2 separate regions of the Homo sapiens genome follow, and region 2 is linked to region 1. Evidence: read pairs that join two places in POLR2A ChIA-PET (ENCODE). Cell type or tissue: Caco-2. All regions are shown on one strand.

Evidence for each region. ChIA-PET counts read pairs that join two places held together with the same protein. Peaks named below come from ENCODE experiments on the same cell type or tissue, not always from the same donor. Only the 100,000 strongest peaks of a DNase experiment are listed, where the experiment ranks them.
Region 2: POLR2A ChIA-PET joins it to region 1 with 7 read pairs; 2 of 35 experiments call an interaction of 5 or more read pairs at or near these places.

Annotation. Positions count from the first base shown.
Region 1 is chr19:37,940,544-37,943,043 of GRCh38, forward strand. The region is part of intron 1 of SIPA1L3 (signal induced proliferation associated 1 like 3); the gene reads left to right. Among named protein-coding and RNA genes, the nearest start is that of SIPA1L3, 35 kb to the left of the region's middle. In Caco-2, no CTCF peak of the experiment used is centred here; DNase peaks (open chromatin) are centred at 1,088, 1,388 and 1,488.
Region 2 is chr19:38,203,015-38,205,514 of GRCh38, forward strand. SIPA1L3 (signal induced proliferation associated 1 like 3) reads left to right here. Exons shown (of 22, transcript NM_015073.3): 21 at 1,113-1,194. Among named protein-coding and RNA genes, the nearest start is that of DPF1, 20 kb to the right of the region's middle. RefSeq lists an enhancer at 1-542. In Caco-2, no CTCF peak of the experiment used is centred here; a DNase peak (open chromatin) is centred at 1,248.

The sequences.
Region 1 (2,500 bases):
CTTTCTAGAATTGGTTTGTTCCAATCAGGACCCAACAGGGCTCACCATTGGAGTTGGTTCATCTGCGTGTGAAGCCTCATTTAATCTATGGCTTCTCCCTCCCTCCAGCTCACTGCAACCTCCGTCTCCCGAGTTCAGGCGATTCTCCACCTCAGCCTCCTTAGTAGCTGGGATTATAGGCATGTACCACCACGCCCAGCTAATTTTTTTGTATTTTTAGTAGAGACAGGGTTTCACCATGTTGGCCAGGCTGGTCTCAAACCCCTGACCTCAAAGGATCCTCCCACTTCAGCTTCCTAAAGTGCTGGGATTGCAGGAGTGAGCCACCACACCTGGCTTGATTTTTCTTTGTTTTTCTCTTGCAGTTTATATGTTCAGAAAGGCCATGTCATTTGTCCTGTATATGATCAGGCCTGGATCTGACCGATCATATCCCTGTTGCAGTGTTTAACTTATTCTTCTATCTCTGTGTTTCCTATAAATGAATCATTGGATTTGCAGAGTAGGTGAATTTCAGGTTTGAGATGTACACACACACACACATACACACACACACACACACACACACACACACACACACTGTTTCTTTTTTGGCAGGCAGGGCTAGCCGTCCTCCTAGGTGTTGCTGTGTATCCGTTAGGGATGTAAAGCTGGGGGCCCCTTTCTGTATTGGTGTTAGTGGCCGTGGATGACCATTGCTCAGAGCCATTATTTCATTTGGGGTGTACAAAAATTGTGCTGTTGTAATTCTGTCCACCTCTTCATTTATTAGTGGGACTATTCCTCTAGAGAGAACCTGCCCCTCATCTATTATTCAGTTATCCTGAGGGTACTGGCTCTTTTGAACTTTTGTTTGCCTTAGAAATGACTATTGAACAATTGGGCTGGTGGTTTCTAATCTGTTGTGTGTTTTTTTTTTTTTTTTTTCCTGCAGAGATTCAAATCTTCCTTGTTTTTATGTTCATTCATTTGACATTTGCCGGTCTCCACCACTGCTCATACCCTGTCCTGAGCTTGCCAATAAACAGATGAACCAGTCCAGTCATCTCATTGTGTGGGCACGGCTGCTCCAGGCCTTACCTTTGACCGGGTGGGGCCTTGCGGGTGTTTGTCGAAGTAATGAGACTGTGGACATTCCCATCTTTCTCTCTCTTTCCCCTGTCGTGCATTGTCAGACCTTATAGTCTTTGGTGAGTTCCTGCTCTACGCCAAGGAATTAGTCCTTTATGCTTGGGGCAAGAGGTTTTTGAGTATTTGGATTTCTTCTGATCTGAAACTCCATTCCTAGACAAAAGAACAATAAAGGGCTCTACTCCATTGCAGAGGCAAGCCCTGGTAACCTGGCCAGGGGCGAGCCCTGACCCCAGCCACTGTTGTCTGGGTCATAAATTCTTGAGAGCAGTAGCACGCTTGAAATCATTTAGATGCTTTGGGATCAGTTATTCATTATATTGCACGATATCTAAGGGCCTCTTTGCTGCTAGAGATTACAACACATTCCTCCTGGGGGCAGAAGATTTATTGTGCAGTGATGTGCAAACTCATTCATTCATTCCATTGTTAACTTCTTCATTCAGCAAATATTTACTGAACATCACATATGCTTCCAGTGCCGGGGACGGAGCCCGATAAGGTCTGTCCTCCTGGAGTTCATTGTTTAGGTTGGGGGACACAGTCAAGGAAGAAGTAAACAGATTAATAAGATAATTCCAGATGGGGATGAATAATGCTGTGGAGTCAGGAAAGCAGAATGGCGAGAGAGACACGCCTGGAAGTAGAAGGGATTGTGGGAGGCTGGAAAACTGGGGTCGTTGGGGGAGAGCCTCCTCGGGGTGGTGACATGCCAGCTGAGAGTGGAGTGGTATGCAAAGGTGCCAGCCTTGTGAAAGATCAGGGAAGAGCTTTCCCAGCAGAGGGAACAGCAGGTGCAAAGGCGCTGAGGCTGGAATGAGTTTGACGTGTGAAGGAGTGTGGGGTGGGGGTGGGAAGGAGGGGGAGGGCAGGAGACGGGGGTGGCGGGGGAGCCTGGTGAGGGTGTGGGTTTGATTCAGAGTGTCCTCCCATGCCCTCTGGCTACGGCGTGGAGCATAGATTGAAGGTGGGAGTGGAAGTAGGGCAGTGAGGGGCAGCCTGTTTTGCAGTGAGGAGAGAAGTAGAGTCCCGGATGAGAGTGGTGGCAATGGGGACAAGAAGTGGGTGGCCCAACAGAACTTGTTTAGGGATTGGTCATGCTGGGTGGTGAGTGGGTTGAAAGGTTTACCAGCGGGTTCAGGCTTTGGTCTGCAGGATTTTGTGGTAGTAAGGATAGCCCCAGTCCCCTTTAACATGGGCTGAGGTTTTCTTTCAATTTTTGTATTTTTAGTAGAGACAGGTTTTCCAGGCTGGTCTGGAATCCTGGCCTCAAGTGATCCTTCTGCCTCGGCCTCCCAAAGTGCTGGGATTAGATGCGTGAGCCACACCCAGCCTCTTTCTCTCTCTCTCTCTCTCTCTCTTTTTTTTT
Region 2 (2,500 bases), 260 kb after region 1:
CACTCGTCTGCACACCTCACGGTTCAGGGTTCTATATACAACCATCCGTGCACTGTACTTCATGGGCAGTGGGAGCAATTTTTGAGGGTAATTTTGACTTCTTGCTTTTCACACTCTGGCTTCAGAACTCAACCTCCACCACGAACGTAGGCCCCACTGTAATTACAAGAAATCAGCAGTTCCAGATGGTGCTGCTGGGCTGAGGGGCAGGAGCAGCATGGGCTGTGGGAAGCAGCGGGACCTGTGGCCCCTGGGCGGCGCTCCTGGAGTCCATTTGCCCCCATCTCCCTCTGCAGCTGCAGATCCCCAAGACTCAGCAGCAAGGTTGTAGGAAAGGGTGGGCGAGGCAGGAGGGCCAGCCCCCGACCGCCACCGCCTCTGTGCCTGTGCACGCACGGCATCCAGTGGAGCCTCCTTCAGCCCCAACTCCAAGCAGGAAAGGGCTGCGCGTTCTCTGCAGCGGCCAGGCAGGCCCAGGGCTGGGAGGATCTGCAGAGGGGCAGCTACTGGCCATGGGCCCCTGATTCAAATCCTAGCACCAGCACGTGGTAGCCATGCAGCACCTCCAAAGGCCACAGTGGGCAGAGGAGCTCTGTGAGATGAGCCGGGCAGTCTGGGGCTTGTTGCGGGGTGGCTCTCAGTGACGGCCACGTGGTCAGCATCACTGCCAGGACCATTGTTGGTCCTGCCCACAAGGGCAGGTCCTTTTGACCATCTGTCCATTCTCGTGCTTCCTGTGCCTGGACCCGCCAGGTGCTCAGCAGGTGTCTGTAGAGTGGGCTCTTTGTATCCTGGAGGTACGAAGAAGGGGTCCTCCCTGAAGTCACATGCACGGCCCAGCCTCAGGGAAAACGCACACTTAAGGGTGGGCAGCCACCCTTCCCCTGGCCTGGTGCTCCTAACACCCCGTCCACATCCACAGAGGTGCCCTTGGTGGGTGGAGTGTGCCGGGTGGAGGGCTGGCTTCCTGCTTCCCCTCAGAGCTTCTCCTCAGGCTTTGCTAGAATGTCAGGGATAAGGGGGCCTGTACCCCCAGGCTCCTCAGATGTGGGCCAGAAGCCTTCCCCAGGGGCTTTAGGGCCTCAGGCTGACCTTGTCCCTGGTTTTTCCAGCGAGGAGCCACCCCTGGATCTGACAGGCAAGGTGTACCAGCTGGAGGTGATGCTGAAACAGCTGCACACTGACCTGCAGAAGGTAAGGCCGGGGGCCACGCCCTCTCCATCCCACTTCCCAGACACTGGGCAGGGCAGTCAGCAGGGATCAGGCACCTGCCCCCGCCATGCAGGACCCACCCCACCCCCACACCTCCTGTGTTTGAGTGTAGTCATGGGTGAAGAGTAAACAGTGATAACACCCCAGGCTACCAAGCGCTCAGAGAAACTCATCCATTCTTGGGGGGAGAATAATCAGCCCAGGCTTTTCGGAAGGCAATTGGATAACATTTATCAAAAAAACACAAAAAAACTGTGGCTGGGCGCGGTGGCTCATACCTGTAATCCCAGCACTTTGGGAGGCCAAGGTGGTGGGTCACCTGAGGTCAGGAGTTCGAGACCAGCCTGGTCAACATGGTGAAACCCCATCTCTATTAAAAAGTACAATAATTAGTCGGGTGTGGTGGCGGGTGCCTGTAATCCCAGGTACTCAGGATGCTGAGGCAAGAGAATCGCTTGAACCCAGGAAGGTGGAGGTTGCAGTGAGCCGAGATCATGCCACTGGGCTCCAGCCTGGGCAACAGAGCGAGACTCCATCTCAAAAAAAAAGAAAAAAAAATGTTGATCCAGTAATTCCACTTGTGGGAATTTATCCGTGACAGCATGGGTACAAAGAGATTGTGAACAAGGACGTTCGTTGCCACACTATTGGCAATAAAAAATTGGAGCCAGCGTGGCTGTCACTCAACATGAGAATGGCTGTGTAAATTATAGGGTGTCCATGCAGCGGAACAGCTTGCAGCCAATTAAAGTAATAACAAATCTATATATTTACTAACACGCAAAAGAAGTCCAGTAACTTACATAAAAACCAAAGCGAGCTGCAGCAGTGTTGTCTAGAATATCACCATACTTATTTATTTATTGTTTAACCACCATGGTTGAGAGGGCCATCTAGAAGGTGACAGTCAATTTGTTCTTTGGACTTGTCTCCATGGGGCGGAAGGATGAGGAGGAGACTGGCTGGGTACGTTGGCTCACACCTGTAATCCCAGCACTTTGGGAGGCCGAGGTGGGTGAGGTCAGGAGTTCAAGACCAGCCTGGCCAATATGGTGAAACCCCGTCTCTACTAAAATACAAAATTAGCCGGGTGTGGTGGTGCACGCCTGTAATCCCAGCTACTTGGGAAGCTGGGGAGGAGAATTGCTTGAACCCAGGAGGCGGAGATTGCAGTGAGCCGAGATCATGCCTCTGCACTCCAGCTTGGGCGACAAGAGCAAAACCCAGTCTCAAAAAAAAAAAAAAAAAAATGAGGAGGAGACTTTTATCTATTGTTTCTATACTTCTG